Linked DNA regions of Mus musculus: regions 1, 2 and 3 are each linked to region 4. A link is a loop called in an ENCODE intact Hi-C map of the cell type or tissue named here. Cell type or tissue: heart. All regions are shown on one strand. Links, peaks and the distances in the headings refer to the core of each region. The heading gives the core; the rest is flanking DNA.

Region 1 (5,285 bases), core at 450-2,949, 100 kb after region 4:
GCACACTTCAGGTTCTTCAGGCTTTGGAGATGAGGGTCTCTCAGGCCTTCAGCCTCCTGCGGGAGCTGTAGTGGTGGCTTCTCTTTGCGTTCATTTGCTCACGACCTGGACTGAGCAGCCCCTAGTTCTCCTCTCTCTGCCTCCTGCAGATGGGCCCGGAGGTACCATTCAGTGTCAGTGTGTGTGTGTGCGTGTGTGCGTGTGTGTGTGTGTGTGTGTGTGTGTGTGTGTGTGTGTGTGTGTGTGTGTAACATGAGGGTCCAATTTCTCTCTTGGAAATATGGATATCCAATTTTTTTCAGCACCTTGATTGACAAGACTATGCTCCCCGCCCCCTGTGCATTTTTTGGTACCTATTTTGAAGATGGGTTGACCTTATATATGTGAGGTTATGTCTGGGCTCTCCATTCCATTGCATTGGTCACATTTTTAAGTATAGGACTACTTTAATTACTACAGCTTTGTGATATATTTTGATATCTAAACTCCTAATACCTCTAGGTCTGTTCTCCTTTTAAAAGAATACTCTAGGGTTTTTTATTTGTTTGTTTGTTATTTTGTGGTTTTATATTTCTGGAAAAATTTCTGGCTTTCCAGAAACATCCATTCTTTCTTTTCCTTCGTCGTAATGATTCCATTTCGTTTCATCTTCCTACTCATCTTTTATCTCGTAGACTATGGTGACTTCCGAGTGTTTATAGTTACTTGTTTTGTCTTTGTAACTCTGGAAGTCCACTCAATCTTGCCTGAGCTCTCACTCCTTTGCTGTAACTGGGCGCTGTCGGGGCGTTGCTGGCTCCTTTGTTTCCCATCTCTCCAAGATGGTGGTCCATTGTTGTCTGGTGCCCATTGTTTGAAAGCTGGATTATTTCCCATAGGGAATTTCATATGCTCTGTCTTATTCTCTTTGTTGAAAGTGAAGCCCATCCCTGAAACTACTGTTTCTAACAGGACCAGCATGCTCAGTACTAACACGGGACAGTGGATTGAGCTGTTTCACAGTCTCATACAATCTGCTCCTTAGTAAACCAGAGTGCTTCTACCCATCTAGGGCTACCTGATGGCTACAAGGATAATGCTACTTTTAGGAAATTGATTTAATATGTAAATCTGCTAGTAAGGAACTAAGGCTGGGACTATTGGGGTTATTACTCAATACAAGAAGAAATTTGCACATTAAATTATATTACATTAGTCAGAATTTGGGCCAAAATGTAAGTTTGGCTGTTGGTTAAATCTTGGAGGTATTTGGATATTAGGATTAGGAAAAAGCTCTGTAGCATCAGTGTGGCTGGACTTGGGTCATAGAGGGATCTAGGAAGATTTCAAGTCCCCTATTTCCTGTTCTGTTACCAGTTTCAACCTTCTTGGGGACTCTGGACTAAAACTGAAAGCACATTCTCTGTTTTCTCTCTGTTTCCTCGTTCCAGCCATATGCCGCTATCCTCTGGGCATGTCAGGAGGCCACATTCCAGATGAGGACATCACAGCCTCAAGTCAGTGGTCAGAATCCACGGCTGCCAAATATGGGAGGTGAGATAGCTTTGTCAAGAAGGCCTAAGTGCCAGGGGGAGGGGAGCAGGGGGAGGAGGGAATGGCTACACAGCCACAACTCAAGATGCTGGGGGAAGGGCTAGTGCTGGTGAGAGCTTGCAAGACTGGAAGCGAGATGTGAAGGGGTTTGTGCTGCTTGGAATGTTTCAGAGAGAGGCGAAGCCTTGGCTGCAGTCACTGGCCTGGAAACCTCTTCCCAACCACAGAGGCCTCAGAACCACACCACCCACTGTGAATGGGGTCATTGATAGGCAGTGGATTTGCTTTACCGGACCTCACTGTGGGCCGTTGTAGGAGAAAGGCCAAGGGCGCAGGTACAGAGAGGTGTAGATTATGTAGGACACTGGCAGTGAGTGATGCCTGCGTCTCAGGAGGTATCTGAAATGCCACTGGGCAGAGTGTCTATGGTCAAACCAGACACTGAGGTTTCCAGTAAGTTCTTCCTTCCCTCAAGGAAACCTCACACAGAAGGGCCATCCTCATCTATAAACAGAGCAAATTCTATGTGGAGTATGTAATTCCCAAGGTCCCTAAATGAACAGACTCCCAACTCAGAAGCTACGCTGATGATCGGACCCTTTTCTTCCTGCTAGAACCTAATTATTTGATGTAAATTTCGTATTGATTTTGTTAAAATGGAATCACACATGAGGCAATCGACCCCCATAACCTCCCTCATCATACCTGTCTTAGTGTTTGAGAGGAGAGAGTAGTGTGGAGTTATGGGGGGAATGAGAAATGAGTGGGTAAGCTCTGCGAGGAAAGGGAGTGTACTAGGGAAGAGGGAGAAAACTCAGAGGGTACTTCAAATAAACCTTAGAGTGATTTCTCAATGCCGTTCAGTGGCGGTCTAGCCTGGAGTAGTAAATGAACCCAGGTTATTGGTCATTCCCTCACAGGCTTTCCACCCTCACCTTCACCATGGCTCCCATGGCTTTTGCTGGGTTGCCATGCCCATTCTGCTGGCTAGCATTCCACCATACTGCATAGCCCACACTGAAGACCTACCTTTCCTCCCTACTCCTTCCTCCCTCCTATAACTTGATACCCAAACCAGGAGGAGCCTGCTCTGTGAGATTGTGGCTGAGGAATGGACGTGGGCAGGGTGAAAGAATTCCACAGAGGAGCATGGGTGGAAAGGGTTTCATTTCCCTAGAGTTCTCTAAATCAAGATTAAAAGGCTACATGTGCTTTGGAAGGCCCCAGCTCCATTGTGGTGACTCTCCCTGGGCTGTGTGGTGCTTCAGAGACAGGAAACGAACCACAAATGGAAATGGTTAGGACAGACAGACACCATGGGGAGGTCCCCCAAGTCCCTCTGGACTAGATGCTGGGTTTTCACTCTCTCCTCAGGCGCAGGGCAGCTGCCTACTGTGAGCTGGTGAGTGTCTCTTGTTTCACAGTTGCTCCCTCTCTTCCCTACCCTTCTTCTCAAGGCTGGACTCTGAAGAAGGAGATGGAGCCTGGTGTCCTGAGATTCCAGTGCAACCCGATGACCTGAAGGAATTTCTGCAGATTGACTTGCGAACCCTACACTTTATCACTCTTGTGGGGACCCAGGGGCGCCATGCAGGGGGTCATGGCATTGAATTTGCACCCATGTACAAGATCAACTACAGTCGGGATGGCAGTCGCTGGATCTCCTGGCGTAACCGGCATGGGAAGCAGGTAAGAAGAAAATGGCCACGCTTTGGGGGAATATAGGACTCAATAGTTGTCAATAGTTCAAACTGTGTATGTTCAAGCCCGATATGACATTGTAAATGTGGCATGGTGTCAGTTCAGAGTTGACACAGAGGATCTGTTAGCTCTGCTGAGAGAGTTGAGTGACTATATTCTGCTCATGAACAAGGAGCAAAGTGTCCATCAAATGCATGATTCATGAAGAAAGGTGAACATGATTTTAAAGGTCTCTGCTCCTTCTCATATCTCTCCTAGGTGCTTGATGGAAACAGTAACCCTTATGATGTATTCCTGAAGGACTTGGAGCCACCCATCGTCGCCAGATTTGTTCGCCTTATCCCAGTCACTGACCACTCCATGAACGTGTGCATGAGGGTTGAGCTTTATGGTTGTGTCTGGCTAGGTAAATCTCGACCACAGAGACCTTCTGAACCATAGAGAAACTTCCAAGCCCCAAGAACTAAAAACCACCAACTCAGAAAGGGATGAAATCACTCCCCTTTGGAATGAGATTATTTCCTTTTGGTTAAAAGAGAAGAATGAGCCACACCCATCTACCCAGGGCTTGGTGCCCTGTGGTGGAAATGACATATTCAGAGTTACTCAGGTAACTGCTGTTGTGGTGAGCTTCCCAACAGTGCTCAACTGTTAACCCGGATTGAAACCCAGTGGACATGATGGACAAGCTCATACTTCCTTGGAAGCTTAAGTAGCTCCCTAGGCTAATTGGTTAGGCAGCAGGTGCATCTCCTTATCACAAACGCTGACCACTGTGTTTCCTTTGGCAGATGGCTTGGTATCCTACAATGCTCCAGCTGGACAGCAGTTTGTACTCCCTGGAGGCTCCATCATTTATCTGAATGATTCTGTCTATGATGGAGCTGTTGGGTACAGGTAAATACTAGGAGATTTAAATAACCACCAGAATAGAGGAAATGGCCATAACAAATATTCCATCAATAATCAAAGAGTCAGTCAATCCACCAGTATTCTGCACATGTGTGATACACGGAAATAACTTAGATGTAGTTATTTCTACATCTACATATATAAACTGCATGGTGTTTATCTCCATTTTGAAGTTGACTTTTGGAAAACAAAATAGTAATACCGTAGACAGGAGAAAAATTACACAAAGGAATAGCTAAACTTTGTGATATTTTTATAAGTGTGGGAGTTATATATCCTGAAATGAGGATGTATATTCCAATCTAAAGGCTAACTTGGCTATAGATACAAAGTAAGAAATAAGATTGGTCAGGTCACAAAGTTAAGAAACAATGAACTCCATAAATATAGTACTTTAGAAGCTGTGAAAAGAAGGAGCTATTAAGGCTTGCAATAGATAAGAGAAGCTCTTAGGATTAGATGTTAATGAAAGCAGGAAACAGTAGGTAGAGGAGTGGAGAGGAAGAAATGGAGGAACATTGGTCTAATTATGGCAGAAACGGGTGAGAGCAGCAGAGAGGCCTGAAGTGGACAGATGAAGAGCTGTGGTAGAAAAACATCACCAGACACATTGGGGTACAGAGCTGGGAAAGACATGTGCCTATCCATTCAATCATTACATTCTTCTTCTGGTCCATTGCTAATCCTTGTCTTTCTTAGTTCAGTGTTTATCTGTAAGAATATTGTGAAATATCGATCCAACAATAAAGTTTCTAGGGGCCAAAAAAGAAACATATTAGTGAGTCTCAGGAAGCAGATTGTAGAATGACAGACAGCCTTTCTACTGGCTCAAGGGTGGAGAGTGAACTATCTCCTTCATCAGCCAGCCCCTGGGTGAAGTCTCAATTCATCCAGTCTTCTAGCCTTACTTATTTCCTTTCCATCTGCTTAGTCAGTCACTTCTCTCCACTCTCTTACATCATCTTCACATGTTTGACTCAGTCACACCCTAGCTAGCCTAGACCTAAAGCACACAGGAAATGAGATACCAATTGGATCTTTGCTAGTCAGTTGTTATGTGTGTAGAAGTTGGCTAGGTGTTGTGGGTAATTAAGAAAAATGAAGCCATGGGTCTCATGCTTAAGGCATTCATAGTTTGG
Region 2 (5,285 bases), core at 1,084-3,583, 54 kb after region 4:
GATTTTTTAAAGGGTGTGGTCCCTGCTAGGTTGGCCCATGCTCTGGGGAATGGCCGCACACCTAGAGGTCTATGGGCCATATAAAATTGGACTTGGTAGGTTATTAAAGAAAACACAAAGAGGGCAGGAAGTTGGGAGGGGCGAGAATATAAAAGTCTTGGGAGAATTAGGGGTAGAAAAACAAGGGAATATGATCAAAATACAATGTATGAAATTTTGAAATAATAAAAATAGTCTATGAAAATGAAATAAATGAGACAGTATATTTCACAGTGGAAATATTAGCATACACAAATGGCTGTCCATTTGTTCTGTCCAGTGTGACACTTCTTTTCTGTCTTTTTTCCCCCTTCCCCATTTGTGTGGATACCTTTCCCAACCAGTGTAAGTGGTATGCCAAGCCAACTTGTCTGTTTTCTGGGTACTGCCTAAGTGTTTGCCCATGTTAATTCACTCAATACTGCAAACACCATGTGTGGTAAAATACAATTGTTATATTTTATTGATATGGCAACCGGAGATATGATTCGGTTAAAGATCTGCCTCAAAATAAACAAGAAGATCAGGCAAGATTGGAAGGCAGCTCCAAACCCCAGGCTCTTAACCACAAACAACACTGGCCCCATAAATTCTCTGAGTTTATTGATTTTAGGCTCCGTTAGCTGGGGAACATTTACACACTATCTCTATTAAAAAAAATCCGCGTGGGTTTTCAATCTGCCTGCAAGGAGACTGCTATGACTCACCGAGGAGGGGCACCAGGGTGCGTCAGTAGACACGAGTCCCATAGCTGTCCTGGGCTGAACTGGGTTGTTGCTTATGCCAGAGCTCTGGCTGGAGAAGTTTCGGGGAAGTACCAAGTGTGCAGGGGTAGCATGCGAGTGATCCCTCCACACTTGCCTGCCCGTCTTAGTTTGGCTGGATCTGGATGATGTCGTCTTATGCCAATGGATTGTAATAAGTCATTTCCACTGATTTCGAAGACTTGGTCCCCTAGATTACCCTCAAATGTTCTCCAAATAATAGCCTCTACTTCTGATGTGTGGCCCAGGTTCCATAATTCAAGCCTCTTGTCACAGGACTTTATTCCAGTAACTAGTGTTGGCTTTGTTAGTTATTGGTACATCTCTTCAGCTCGGGGTCAGGACTGCATGTGGATTCGGATGGTGGCCCTGGCTCTAGTTGTGATGTGGTCTGTTAGGGTGACCAGTCAATCCCAAGACAATTCCACTCTCCAGCATGCAGCTGGATTTACGGAAACTCACACGACCTCTCGAGGCTGTTTATTATGCTGGCGACGGCTAATGCTTGCACTTCTAGCAAGTCACCAGTGTTTATTCCTTGCCATGACCCTATGGGGTTACTGAAAGTTCCAAGTCTCATTTACAGTCAAAGCAGCACAAGTGAAGAGTGAAAGATATGTGTATTTCGTCTGATAAGAAACAAAGAGATGAGTCAGAGCTTAAGCTGAGGGAGTTAAGGTGTAGACTCTGCGCTCCTGACTGCCAGGCTGGCTCACCCTGGTAGGCAGTTGGGGCTTTAGAGTGCAGACAAAGCACTTTCCTAAAGAGTGTCTTGTTGCATTTAGGTTATTTACATTTTCAGTAGACTTTGGTTTTTATTGAAGTTGATAGGCTACTAGAAAAAAAATGCAATGCCATGCATAAGCAATTCTCCAAGGTTTGTCTTTAGATTAATTTTTCAAGGGGTTTAGCAAGGACACAGGACACAGGATGTAGTCCCACCTTGTCATATGTTCTGACTGCTTCCAAGGGGGCAACCATCTTATGGAAGAAGAAATCGAAGTTCAAGGATGTTATAAAAGCCACTTAGAGCCATCCAGCTGGCAAGCAGGGGGCTGTTTGGGGCAGTCTGGCTCCAGACACCATCTTTCTAATTGCCCATTCTTCTCTCCAGTGGGAGGGTTTCTGGGCTTGGGTTTGGGACACGAAGGCCAACTCTTCCTGAGGCTGACTCATGCCTCTTCATCCATTTATCCAATAGCTACTTCTAGCAGACCTACTGTGTGCTAGAGCTTGTTAGTTCTGGCTATTTACTACTGTGATACATGTATGCTCCGCCTAGGTTCTTCCAGATCTCATTGTTGGATTTTCAGTTTCTGCCTCTGTAACAGATAAGCATGAAAAACAGATGAGTAGTTCTCACCCTTTTGGAAGCCCGTGCCTGTCTTATTTATAAAGATACCTATAAACGTAGCTTATGCCGTCCTTAATGTTTTTCTGCAATTTCCAAGTAAGTGGCTTATGGTGACTAAAAATAAAATGAGAACAATTCTGATGTTGAATAATTTTTGTTTGAATCACACAGGCCCTCGTCTCTCTCCCACTCTGTTCCCCATCACAGCCTTCATTCTTTTCATTAAGAAGCCCTGGGTGCTATTCTCACGCTAAAACAAAGGGATCTACCGTTATAGCTCTAACTGCTCTGAGCCGCTGGGGTTGCGTCTGTTTAATTTATATTCATTCTCTCACCCAGTCCTGGCTTTGGGGACTGTGCAGCAAATAAAGCATTGCTCATTTCTTTTACTGAAAACCTCATCCCCCCCATGGGACACTGGTGATGGGAATCATGTGCTTTGGAGCCATCTGACATTTCCCCATCCTGTTTGGGGAGTGTGCAGCGAGGGACATGCCCAGGACTCTGACACAGCAGGCCCACAGGCTCTTTGCTCAAGGGCCTTATGAGTTAGATGTGCTTTTGGCGCTAGGAAATGCCTGGGCTGTTTCTACTCTAGACTTTCATGGGAAAGGCTGCTTCACGGACCTCTTAGGGACAGCAGATGGCTTATAAATATCTCCGGAGGTCTGGGCTTCTCACTTAGTAACGTGTAACTCCATGCTGTTCTTGAAAGTCTTCGTAGATTCACTTGTAAAGTATGAGGAGCCAATCACCATGGACGGTAATGAGCAGGGTATACTGATTGTATTGCAAGAGGAGAGAGCAGGGGCCTCATGATTATCACTAGAGGAATTTTTTAACCTGGCTTTTTAGCTTCTTTAAAGACTTTTTTAAGTGTGTGGTGTGTTGTGTGCGTCGAGGGGTGTGTGGACACACACAGGAGCTAGCGCACGAGGGAAGGCGCTTGTGTCGTCTAGAGAGGGGATTGATTGGATCCCCCTGGAGCTGAAGTTACAGGTTGTTTGTTTATGAGTGCCTGAGATGGGTGTTCGGAACTAAACTTGAGTCCTCTGGAAAAGCAGAACTGCTGAGCAATCCTTCTCGCCCATGCCTGGACTTTTAAAAACAGTGCAATGAGTTGTTAAAAAAAAAAATACAGTTTTTATAAACACAAGCTTCTCCACCTGTGCTCCATTTCCTGAATAATGACTCAGAGGTTTATTAATAATTATAATGCTATGACCTTAAGCTTAGGCTCTGCCCCCCCCCAGCCCCCACTAGCATGTAACGTACGTAACTCATTTATTATAGTCTATGTCTGCCACATTGCCCGTTACCTCTTCTCAGTTTCATGCATCTGACTTCCTCAGAGTTCTGGGCGAATCCTCCCACCTCTCTCTAGCGTGCAGAATACCAAAAGAGTTCCATCCTCTATTTCCTGCCTTTTGCTAAGAGGCCATCAGCTTTTTATTGGTGATGCTTCCAAACAGTACACAAGAGAGTCTCTCTATGAATTTTCTCAACAAACACTGACATAGGTACATGTTTTGTGATAAGCATCAAGAGATGGGTGATGCTCATAACTGGGGTTATGCTGGCAATGGTTAAAGAATGGATCCTACAGAAGAGGTACTCAGCCCTGGTGTGTAGCTTTCGGCAAATCTCCTGTGTGCGTACTCTAATCATGGTGATTTGAACTACTGTCATGATGTCTGCTGTCTGCCAGAATCTCTGAATATATAAGAATCATTACTTAGGAGCCTGTAAAAGCTGGTCCTGAACCTTCAGCCAGTGTTTGCTTTCAGAGACAGATGAACAGATAGAAAGTTTCTCCAAGGGACAGTGACTCGCCTATGTGGTGAACACATCCAGGTGGTTCAGACTAACGCAGCTGGGATAGTAAGGAAGAATTCTAGGGAGAGGGAGACAGTTACCTTTCAAAACAGTCTCTCTGCCTTCAAGCCAAGAGAAAAGGCGTTGGACTGGTTTCAAGGTTCCTGGCAGACCAGCTACATCTCACCCTCCTAGGTTCGTTCCCACACTGGCTGATACAAACCTTCTACGCTGGCCAGCCCAGGATGTTGTGTCCAGTCCTGAGCACATAAACTTCTCTTGCTTCCGAAGGCTCCTCATTCAGAAGATGCTCTCCCTCCATCTCCATCTCCCTGCCTTGTTCAGCCTTCCTGTGCACACAATTCCCACTCTCAGACATGAAAGGAAAAGTGACACAGTGGACTGTAGTGAAGTGAACCATTTGGGTTCATCACGTTACTGTTAAAATGGGAAAGGAAGATGGCGTAATCAGGAGGTATGGATGGTCCTCCATTCAATACGGGCCTGGGTTCAGGATGACCAAGAACTCTCCCAACCACATATAGACAAGAGTAAGGGAGCTATAGAGTAACAATAACAGCTGTCAATAAGAGTGAAAATTGGTACAGTCTTTCCATAAGCCTTTTGGTAGTATTTATTAAAATTATGCATGTACACACTAATTGTTCCCTTATATAGGTAAAAATATGGCACGTGTGTTACCTAAAGGTTTATTCTAGACTGCTCCTTCATATGCTGTCATTATAAGGATTCCAAATTGGGAAAAACCATATGCTGATCTATAATAGAGAGTAAGTCGTGGACTAGTCACAAGGTGGAATGCCATACAGCTTTGAGGAAACATTGAGTGTCATGCTATGTGATATTATGAGTGTATCTCACAGATGTAATTGTGAGTCAGAGGGGCCAGACTCAAAAGAATACAAGTGAAAATTTTTGTATGCAAAATTGTCTGCCTGTCTGTCTATCTATCTATCCACATGTACATGCACACATACATATACCTATACCCATATATACATACTGTTTGCCTGCCTGCTCACTGTGACATTAGTTTTACCCCAGGGCTCACCTTGGGTGCTGTTTTCATCTAGGAAGCTACTCTAACAAACACTTCTGAGGTTGATCAGATACTCATGGGCTGGCAGCATTTCCCCAGAGTTACCTCCTTATATCATTCTGTAATTACTTTTCTGAACCTTCCACTCTACTCTAAAGGGCTGAACGGGCAGTGACTGCATCAATTTGTATTCTGGGTATTTAGCACAGTTCCTGGCCCTGAGGGATTGATCACTATTAAATAATTGCAGAGG
Region 3 (5,285 bases), core at 1,904-4,403, 99 kb after region 4:
TCTAAGGTCTTAGTTGTTCCACTCTCTCTGCCTCATCAATAAAGCACTTTTGAGTAGAGCATTTACCAAGTGTATCCAGCCTTTCCGGGTGCTTTTGGAGGAGGGGTAGCATTGATTATCACAAGTTATTCTACCTCACCTGGGGACAGGTATCAAAAGTTAGCATCTCCTTCGGTTGTTACTATGATTCCTCTTCCCCCCCCCTTGGTTTTTTTCCATACAGGGTTTCTCTGTGTAGCCATGGCTGTCCTAGAACGCACTCTGTAGACCAGGCTGGCCTCGAACTCAGAAATCCACCTGCCTCTGCCTCCCAAATGCTGGGATTAAAGGCGTGCACCACCACGCCTGACCTCTTTTTTTTTTTTTTTTAAATTAATTTATTTTATGTGAGTTCACTGTCACTCTCTTCATACACACCAGAAGAGGGCATCAGACCCCATGACAGACGGTTGAGAGCCACCATGGGGTTGCTAGAAATTGAACTCAGTACTTTTAAAAGAGGAGCCAGTGCTCTTAACCTCTGAGCCATCTCTCTAGCCCTCTATGATTCCCCTTAAATTCTAATATTCCACTTAACATATACTTTATTATGATGATGATGATGATGTGTTCGTGTACACATAATTGTGTGTGAATGTGTGTGTGTGTGTGTGTGTGTGTGTGTGGTGCATGTGCTATGACACACATGTAGAGGTCAGAGAACTTTGTGAATTTGACTGTCTCCGTCCACTTTCAGGTGAGTTCTGGGGCTTGAACTCTGGTCATCAGGCTTGCACAGCAAGTGCTTTACCCCCTGAGCCCATCGCACTGGGCTATTTCACTTTTTGAATTGACTTATAAGCAGAACCAGAGTGAAAATCTCTTCCCAGTGAAGGGGGTAATGCAGAGTGTTGCTGGGGTTGGACTCAGCGTTAGAATGCCTTCCTTGCATGCAAGTGAGGCCTTGATCTAACACTGCAAGAGAAAACACAGCTTTGGATACTAACTCCACCTGATTATTATCCCAGTTCTCTTTCCCCTCCTCTTATTTTCTTACTTATTTGTTTTTACTCTATGCAACTCCCTGGAGGTCAGTTGCAATCCTTTATTAAGAGGATTCATAATAAAAATAACCAGAGAAGAATTAAAAGCACCTAAATATTACTAAACTTCATTGCTCTAAGTTTGGAAGAATGCTAACTGACTGTTTTTTTTTTAACACATCTCCATAAGAAGTACCATTATTATGATTAAGCAGAGAGCACAAGATTAAACGGTCATAAAATTTCCATGTTACTTAAGAAAGGATGCATGTGGTATTCAGAACACACTAATTCCCTTTCTCCTTCTGGGTATCATCTATTGAGCACTATTATATCACATAGAACGTGCTGTGGTTTGTATTTTAACAATTTCTGAAACAACCCTGCTTATTATTAAGGATGAGGATTATTAAGGATTGTTAAGGAAACGTTGCTTATTTTTATATTGCTGGGACTGATACCCAATAAAAGCAACTTGAAGGGGGAAAGAATTGATTTTTGGCTCATGGTTTTAAAGGCACAGTTTATAACAGCGAGGAAGGCATGGCAGAGTTGCTGGTGAGGGGAACGTATGGAAGAGGCTCCTTGTATTGTGGTGGATCAAGAAGCAAAAAGCTCTGGCTGGAACTAGAAGTTGATTCTGCTTTCAAGGTTGAACAGCCCATGTCTGCTAACTGGACCACAAAGTTCTACAACTTACCAGAACAGCGCCACTAGCCTGGGAACAAGTGTTCAGATATAAGAGCCCATGACGGACACATCACAGTCAAAACATAGCAGAGGATATGGAATCTAAAGTTCCCAAAGGGATGGGATGTAGTAGCCAGCCTTGTACTTCCATATTAGAAGGACAGAATCAAGTTTGAAACATAGAATTATTTTTTTATTTATTCTTCTTCCATATATTACCTCCTGACTGCAGTTTTCCCTCCCTCCACTCCTCTTTGTGTCCCCAACTCCTCCCTTCCCCAGATCTCCTCCTCCTTCATTTCCCTTCAGGGAAGAGCAGGCCTCCCAGAGATATCAACCAAACATGGCAATACCAAGATGCAATAGGACTAAGTCAAACCGTCATGCCAAGGCTGGATGAGGCAGCCCAATGGGAGGGAAAGGGTTCAAGACCAGGGAAAAGAGTCAGAGACAGACCCTTTTCCCACTGGTGGGAGTCCCGCAAGAACATCAAACTACACAGCCATAACATGATATGCAGAGGACTTAGACCCATACAGGACCTGTGATTGTTGGTTCAGTCTTCGTGAGCCCCTATGATCTCTGGTTAGTTGGTTCTGTGGGCTGAGTTCTCATTGTGTCCTGGAGCCCTCTGGTTCCTACAATGCTTCTTCCCCTTCTTCTGTGGGGTTTCATAAGCTCTGCCTCATGAAATATAGAATTGTTACATGCTGAACCACAAGCTGTATCTCCTATAACTTCACAGCCCGTGTTATTTCTAACCCAGTTGTTTTTTGTTTGCTTGTTTGTTTGTTTGGGTTTACCTCTTTGTTGGGACAAAAAGCTTGCTGTTTTCCCATCTACTGGTTCATGTATGTAACCAGGAAGAGCATGCCATCCAATCTGTAACTCCGTACCCTAAAGCCCATGCATTCAGATTTTCTTTCCTGTCTTTAATATTTGTTTCTGGAAACTATCTATTCCTAAGAGGATATCGAATGAGGGAAAGCAGTCTTTGTGAAATAGACCCATGTGTAACAAACCCAGAGCCTGAAGAAAATGACTGACCTAATAATAGTCTTGCTTGTGCACTGCAGTGTGTGGGGAGCAAGGCCCAGGTGACACCGTTGACTAGGCTTGTTCTTTCTGGAACTGGAAGAAGTAGGTTGAGGTGGCCTGAGAAGGACCAGGGCTGAGAACACTGGATTTCCGTCATGGTTACATTGGTCGTCTGTGAGTTTCTGAACGAGTCAGTTCACCTTTCTGAGGATTACAGGTTCTGATATCGAGTATGGAACTCTAGGGTTCAGTGAGTTAAAATTTCTTCCCTGGATCTAAAATTTTGTAGTCATAGATATATCTTTAGATCATTAGACTGGCTTATGATAATCTGACCCTGATAATCTCCCTCTATCAAACGTGTACCTGGGGCGAGCCAGGGGTCATACTTCTGTGCTTAGACCTTTCATGTGCCCTGTGTTTTCCTGGAAGCCGTATGTAGCATACTCAGTGACAGGCAGGCCATGGGCTGGAGCTGGCTGTCGGGGGTAAACATCTTGGAACAAGCAATGCTTTCAGCCTTACAGCCTTGGCTCGAGAGTATGAGAAGTAAGCCTTGGGAAGCTGGGACCTGGTGGCAGCTGTTTCTCCTCGGTCTGCTTGCCAACCCTACTGGAGCTTGGGATGGACAGAGTTCTCAGCTGGGCCTACTGTGGCTGATGCTGGTAGTTTTCCACTCTGGGAAACTGGAAGAGTCCGTTGGCATCTCTGTCAGGAGATTGGTGGGTAGCGGAAGCATCCGGAAACCACCAAGACAACTCAGCAAGCATTTTTTTTTTTCCTGCAGTGACTTTTGCTTCCTGTGACAGGCTGCTCTCTGTACATATTTCTTTATATCTCAGGATATGGACTGAATAGGGGAGTGTAATCCAGGGAACGGGCGCGGGGGATTGGAAGAAAGGAGTCCTGATGTCTAGGATTTGAGCCAATGTTGCAGTTCTGTATCTTCCCAAATAGCTGAGATCCCTTCCACCAGTTACCCAAAATAGGCACATTCAATAGGAAAACCACACCGGGGCTGCAGAGAAGCGCCACGTTGGGTTCCCTGGGCCAAGGCTTCTTCTGGTTCCAACGACCCAGCGGGATGGGTAAGGCTATCCAAGATCAGCTCGCACTCTTCCTCTGCCCTTCCTGTGAGGCCCCTGGGAACACTGAATCATGGAGAAACTCTGCTTACTTATTTTATGTTACATTGCTGCTTTATCAGCTCTTGTCTCTGACCTCCCTGTCTTCAACCTTGTAGTCCTTGGACCTGGTTTCTAGATCACTAGCCCAACTCCCATTGTTGTAGGATGACTGAAAAGTTGGTCATTCTTTATCTGGGGTTTTGCATCCCTTGGTTTCTTTGTGTAGTCAATCACAGTCTGAAAGTATTAGATGGACAAAGTCAGGACTAATTTATAAATCTTAAATGTAGTGATTGGGACTGAAAGAACTAAATCTTGAGCCCCCCCCCCACCCGTCACACCCAGTGCTTGTCATTCACTGCACTTTATCTCTGTATATAAGCACCGTTTTGCCTTCTGGAGGCAAGTGGGTGTGGTTCAATAAGATGGGAGAGAGGCTGGGGAGATGGCTCAGAGATTAGAAGACCTTGCTTTGCATCATGAAGGCCTGCATTCAGATCCCAGCACCCATAGAGCAAGCTGAGCATCCCACAGCTGCCTGTAACTCCAGCCCAGAGGCATTAAACACTCCTTTCAGGCCTCAGTGCATGCAAGTTCACACATCTGCATACATTTGTGTGTACACAGTCACGCACACATAAACAAAATAAACATTTAATAAACATGTGAGAGCTACATTCACATAACTTTTACTTGGGATATCATAATTGTTCCATTTTATTATTAAGCATTGTTTATCTCTCACTATGATTAGTTTCTAAGTTAAACTTTATTATCGGTATGCATGTGCAGGGAAAGACAAAAGAGCTTGTAGAGGGCTTTGCACTATCAGCTGTTTCAGCCAACCATCAGAAAATATCCCCTTCTAGTGAATAGAAATCTACAGTGACCCTTGTGGCTCAGCACCTACTCTGACATTGAACTGTGAGTTTACATCATGGAACAGAACAAGATTCTTGTCATCCCTTAGGTCGATAGTCACTGGAGGCTCTTCTAACCAAACACCCAAAACTCTTCCTCAGTCGATCTTTGTGACTAGTTATCCGGCAGTGCTAAGGTCTATGCTGTGGCTTCTCTTTGTCTCCTACACATAATGTACACCCACTGTTGAACTAAGTCACTGCCTGATGAAAGACAGTTGGGCAAGCTGCTGCCTCACAAATACTTGCTGAACCCCACAGATGACAACTCACTTGGGGGGTTCTGACCTAGAAAGCCTCTACTGCACTTGCCCTTCAAGATCTAACATGTGAAGTGAATTGTTTTCATTCTTCTGTCTGGACATTTCCACCTATCTACCTAGCTCTCCACCTTTTCCTACTTAGCTGTTTGTCCAGTGTATGTTGAACACCTAATCAGAGTTGTGAGTCAGCAAGGCTGAAAGCGGCCAGGAATCCAATATGATGAC
Region 4 (5,285 bases), core at 996-3,495:
TGTGTGTGTGTGTGTGTGTGTGTGTGTGTGTGTGTGTGTGTTTATACATGTGCATAGGTATGTGTGATTGCCTATGCATGTGTGTAGGCTAGTTGGGATGGAGGCCAGAGATTGCTGTCTAGTTCTGTTCTCAATAACGCTTCCATTCCCCCCACCCCCTGAGTTATGGTCTTTCACTATACCCGGGACTTGCTGATTCAGCTAGACTGGCTTGCCCCCGAGCCCCAGGGATCCTTCTGTCTGCACATGCCTTACTGCACTGCCTATAGGCAGTTCCAGCTCTTTTCTTTTAAATATGGGTATAGGCCTGTAAACTCAGTCTTCATGCTCATGTGGCAAGGACTTTACCTATTGGCTCAGTTCTCCTGGTCCTGGACTTTCCCCTTTCAAAGCCCCTTGGTTCTTCCTAGTCTGTCTACTATTCCCCAGAAGTCCTCTTGATCTGTAGACAAATAAACTTCTGATGGGGATGTCCATCCATCCTCAGGCAGATTCAGAGGATCTGGGTTTTGAAGGCAATGCTGTTGGCTCAAGAATAATTCTATATAGTCCTAAGCTAACAGCCCAGCTCGTGAAGCAGCATCACGTAGATTCTGATGTTGGAGGACACACATCCACAGGTACCTGTCTTTTGTTAGGCTCAGTCTTTGCAAAGTGATTCCCTTGCTTCTCAGCTTTAACCTGTGACCTCACCAAACACGGTTCATCCACACGGGGCAGCAGATTCTAAGCATATGTCTCTGGCCAGATGTCCGTGGATGTCACGGGCAAGCACCCAGTGAAACGTCTGAACAAGTGTTTATAGGTATTTATGAAGCCGAGCTAACTATCTCGGCTTCGGTCATCCTCACACCTGACATCATATGCCCTATGTTGTTTGAAGGATCCTCTCAGGAGAGTCATCTCTGTTCTACCATCCTCTTTGTAAAATAACCTTCATTCTAGTTTCCTTCTCCCCACTTGTATTTGCCGTGCACTGTTGTCTGTGTGGTTGGTCCCCGGCAGAGCCGCCTCATTCCCGGTGCCCTCTCCACGGTGAAGCATGACCCTCACAGCTGCTTTCTAATCCTCCGGCCTGTGGTGGGCTTATGACCCTTGGGTGACTCACCGCTGACGGTCAAGACCTTAATTTCATGGCCAGCCCAACTGGGGCTTTCCATGTGTCACCAGCCTCCTGAGGGAAGCGGGCCAAGTGCCACACTCACTGAGGTATGCTGGACCGTTCCCCAGAAGCTCCACCTCTCCCGCTGCTCTTCTCCGAGGCTGTCTACTCAAAGGCAGGCAGGGAAGAGTTGGCAGAGATTGCTCAGAAGCCCACAGGAAGAGGTGTCACTGTGAGGAGGCTAGCTCTCAAAAGAAGACTGTCTTCCTAACTAATCTGTGCCACCTGCCTCGCTCTACTGCCCCGCTCACCCAGTGGTCACTAACCACACAGGGAATCAGGGCTTCCAGGTCCCAGGCTTCGTCAAGAGTGACCCGGGATCTGAAGGGTTAAGAGCAGAATCTGGGTGGATGGACAGGATTCTTAGTTATCATTTGGAGAGCCCAGCAGGAGTGCCTCCCCTGTTGCCTACATATTACTTTCACATGATGTCTCTTTCACTTTGGCCACAGAAAGGAGGGTGGGGGTAGGGGGATTAGAAGAGATTTTTTTTTTTTAAAACAAAATATTTAGAAAGTCCTTGTGTTTTCATTTATCAGCAGGAATCCAGGGTAGAAACAGACTCTGAGCAGTAGCCAATTGAGGACTGAATCTAAAAAAAGTAGAAATTCTGGACACTAGAAGCATCTAGGTTCTTCTTCCTTTTCTTCCTCTCTCTCTCTCTCTCTCTCTCTCTCTCTCTCTCTCTCTCTCTCTCTCTCTCTCTCTCTCTCTCTCTCTCTCTCTGGCAGTGAGGGGAAGAGAGTAAAACAAACTTTCTGGAGGAGGGCTCAGCGCTCAGCTCTCATGGCCAAAATACGAAAGATCAGCTCCATGTGTGTGACTCAACTGTCCAGGAAATGAGAATCGCAAGAGACTCCAAACCTGACGTTGTGCTTATAGCTTCAGCTCGAGTAAGAAAAATGAGGTGGGGGGAGTACCCCATGATGGGACTCGAGTCTCAGATGCAGGAGAAAGGCACCGAGAGGCATGGTGGCAAGAAGGCAAAGGGGAGCTGCAGCTTTAAGTCCTCCTATGGTTATACATATTTTTCTTCTATGAATGGGTTTTGCTGTAAATTATAGCTTTGCTCGTGGTCCCTTGGGTCAAAAGAAATAGTCTCCAAACTGCAAACAGCTCTGATTGGTGACTTGCCTTCTTCCCTCCCCAACCCCCTTCCTAATTGAAAGCAAATGTGCAATATATTGGATGCTGGGATCCTTGGCGCAGGCCCAGGAATCCTCAGAATGTGAGGTCTCTCTCAAAGGCATCTTGCATCAGCCTGTGGATGTATGCCTACCACGGGGCTCCTTCACCGGCAAAGTGGAAAAAGAAGTGGTTCCCGAGAAAGTCTTCTGGGTTGGGGGAACCTATTGGATTATAACCGTTTCCTTCTCTTCAAACCTGGGCGTCCCTGGACTGGAAGTAAGTGATGTGGCTCCTTCCTCCCTGCCCCCACCTTCGTTTTCTTTTCTAAAAACGAAAGCTCTAAGTGGACTTCTCTTGGTGTGTCAGGAAAAGTTCGGAAAAGCGGCAGAGGGCAGAGTTTGAATCAGGGCGGAAGGGCAGGGAGCTGGGCTCTTCAAGACTCAGGACCGAGGCAGATCTCATGTTTTGGGGTCTGGATTTGTGTCAGCGAGGGAAGAACAGGCGCCAATAACCAAAGAAGGCTGAAGCGAGGTACAGGACTCCATAGCAGCTGCAAGTACAATAAACAGTTTTAGCAGAGCTGGAAATGTTGGCAGGCAAGACAGGCCGATCGCAGAGTCGGGCTGCTGGAGAGAGGTGAGCCAGGAGCTGTGTTTTCAGGCTTTGAGCACTGGGGTTTGAGGGACCTGAGTTTTGGTGAGAACGTGGCCTAGTACCTTTTGTGATTTAATTGTGGGAAGGGAGACTGTGGCTGCGGGCTTGGGATGAGGGGTGGCTTCACCTTTGGTCTTGGGTAAGGTTGGGCGGGAAGGCCAGCTGCCTGGAGGGTTTGCAGTGGGTGACACGAAGCAATCACTTCCCAGACTCTCCTTCTCCCCAGCGTTGGGTGCTGTTCTTTTTGTTGTCAGAGGGCCGGTCTGTTAGCAGTTGGGACCCAGTGTTCTGGCCTACCCATCTAAGGGACAGAGTTCTCTGCAAGTGGCAGACATACTTAGGTCAGCCATTTGAGGAGAGTTTGGAGAACTCAAGGCAGCGGCGCCTTTAGCACCATCTTAACTGTTCAGCTTTCCGCATCCTTCCCTAGTGGCAATTGGAGCGTGGAAAGGGGGGTCTTTGCAATTGCTGCGGTCTCTTCTGACCCGTTCATTACACAGATTTCAGACATGTTAGCACGGCCCTAGTGCCTGTTGCACTCCACGCTTATGCCTTCAGGCTTATTTTTAAGATTTAGAAGAGACAATGGGGCAAGTCTTCTCCGGGCGTTTATCAGCTATAAAAAAATGGTAGAAGTGGTTCATCAGCTGGTGGTCCTTGGTGTGTGTGTCAATGTTGGTGTGCGCGTGTGCACGTGTGTGTGCGTGCACGTGTGTGTGCACAAATGAAACAAAAAAAAATTAACATTTGAGTCCTTGCTCTGATCAGCCTCCAGATATTTTCCTGTTATTTGATTCACGGTTCTGTAAGGCACCGTTCCTGTTTTACAGGAAAGGGTTTTAAGACAGAGAAGTGAAATGAATTGTTCGAGGAAGCACAACTAATGTGCTTAAAAGTTGTTACATCCGGAGTCTGGTCCTCCGACTCACCGTGGGCAGGTCTCCCGTCTCCCACTCCACACTTGGACTTGCTTACTTCTGGAGTCAAACTTCATGTTTCACCGGGTGACCAGGAGGTACCCATGCCAGGCTAAGGGAACAGTTTGGATTTGCACTCAGAGAAACACTTGCCCGGGTATCAGATGGAGGTTAAATTCCAGGTACTGGATGTCTGTTTAGCTTTGTGATGCAGAGAGCCTGGGACTTTTAGAGTTGGTAGACCCAGGTTAGGTTCTGTCTCTATCTTTGACTGCTTCCTGCACTTCAGCCTCTGTGTTCACTACATGGAAATGAGAATACTCTTGAGTTTTACTGTTTTAGACTCGGACATGAATGCATTCTGGAGGCTATGAAGGGCTTCATTAGGTCAGCTCTTATGGTTGTAATGAAATGTGACCGAATGTACTGGAAATTAGCTTTTGTCAGGCTGGGTCTGGCAGTTGGTGCAGACCCGTAAGACTGTGCCAAACTCTGAAATGGGGAGTGGCTCTATCTTCACTCCTATCTCTTTGTGTGTGCATACCTGCACACGTGCGTGTACAGGTGCACATGTGCAGGTATGTTTGTGTATGTGGAGGCCTCGGTGATAGGATCCCTCAGTGCCCTAGTGCTCACTCAGTAGGCTGGGCTGGCTGGCCTCTGGGCTCCAGGAATCCTCCTGTCTCTGCCTCTGTGCATTTCAGGAGACTAAACTCAGGTTCTCATGCTTGTGTGATTTGTGTGATAAGTACTTTACACACTGAGATATCTCTCCAGGTCTTCATGCCTATCTTCTAACGGGAACCATCCTGCCTCATGGGGAAATACTCCTGGATTTTCTCTCTAAAAATTCCCTTGTAGGTCTGGTTTGTGTATGGTTTCTTATCTAAAATGGAGTGGGTTGAAGGTCAGTAGGTTACTCGAAGCATCTCTGGATCTGCACCGTCTCTGAATGAGCAAGGTTTAATCTGGAGGAGCTTCGTGGTCAGCTGAGGACAGGTCCTGAGCCCAGGGACATCTTATCACTGGCAAGTGCATCTCCCTTCATCTTCCTGTTCTGAGCCTGCAGTCAGAAAAGTTGCAGTTCTCCTGAAGTAAGAGTCTAAGGCTAGCCTGTGGGGGCCTCCACGTCTGTTTCTGCTTAAGATCCAGTTGCTTGTAGAAGTGTCGCGGGGCAAAGCAGAAGCGCTATCCAGAGAAAGTCCTCCATTGTCTCACCTCCAAAACCTTCCCATATAACTTCCTTCCAGGCTTACACAGTCACTTCCGGGAATGGAAGCCATTTGGGTCTGTATTCCCCATAGGGAATTTTGTTCTAACCTCTCCACGTGATAGCATTTTTAACAGATGTTCTAATAAAGACAGAGTGCTTCCCGCCTATCAGTGTCATGCCACATACATTTAGCTTTAATTCAGATATCCAT

The links. Peaks named below come from ENCODE experiments on the same cell type or tissue, not always from the same donor. Only the 100,000 strongest peaks of a DNase experiment are listed, where the experiment ranks them.
Region 1: it touches region 4 in a loop (2.5-fold over the local background); 3 of 42 quality-filtered maps call a loop at or near these places.
Region 2: it touches region 4 in a loop (1.9-fold over the local background); 4 of 42 quality-filtered maps call a loop at or near these places.
Region 3: a loop joins it to region 4, with 2.3 times the contacts of the local background. A loop is called at or near these places in 3 of 42 quality-filtered maps.

The regions. Positions count from the first base shown.
Region 1 is chr1:170,003,010-170,008,294 of GRCm38, reverse strand. Ddr2 (discoidin domain receptor family, member 2) reads left to right here. Exons shown (of 17, transcript NM_022563.2): 3 at 1,431-1,533; 4 at 2,991-3,222; 5 at 3,493-3,640; 6 at 4,026-4,131. Among named protein-coding and RNA genes, the nearest start is that of 3110045C21Rik, 36 kb to the right of the region's middle. In heart, for the core only: no CTCF peak of the experiment used is centred there; a DNase peak (open chromatin) is centred at 1,694; H3K4me3 peaks cover 699 bases; H3K27ac peaks cover 2,082 bases.
Region 2 is chr1:170,053,748-170,059,032 of GRCm38, reverse strand. All of the region lies in intron 1 of Ddr2 (discoidin domain receptor family, member 2), which reads left to right. Among named protein-coding and RNA genes, the nearest start is that of Ddr2, 33 kb to the left of the region's middle. In heart, for the core only: no CTCF peak of the experiment used is centred there; DNase peaks (open chromatin) are centred at 1,202, 1,912 and 2,632.
Region 3 is chr1:170,009,438-170,014,722 of GRCm38, reverse strand. The region is part of intron 2 of Ddr2 (discoidin domain receptor family, member 2); the gene reads left to right. Among named protein-coding and RNA genes, the nearest start is that of 3110045C21Rik, 43 kb to the right of the region's middle. In heart, for the core only: no CTCF peak of the experiment used is centred there; DNase peaks (open chromatin) are centred at 3,352 and 3,702.
Region 4 is chr1:170,107,903-170,113,187 of GRCm38, reverse strand. It overlaps a transcript of Ddr2 not described here. Among named protein-coding and RNA genes, the nearest start is that of Ddr2, 22 kb to the right of the region's middle. In heart, for the core only: no CTCF peak of the experiment used is centred there; DNase peaks (open chromatin) are centred at 2,367 and 2,667; H3K4me3 peaks cover 1,134 bases; H3K27ac peaks cover 1,364 bases.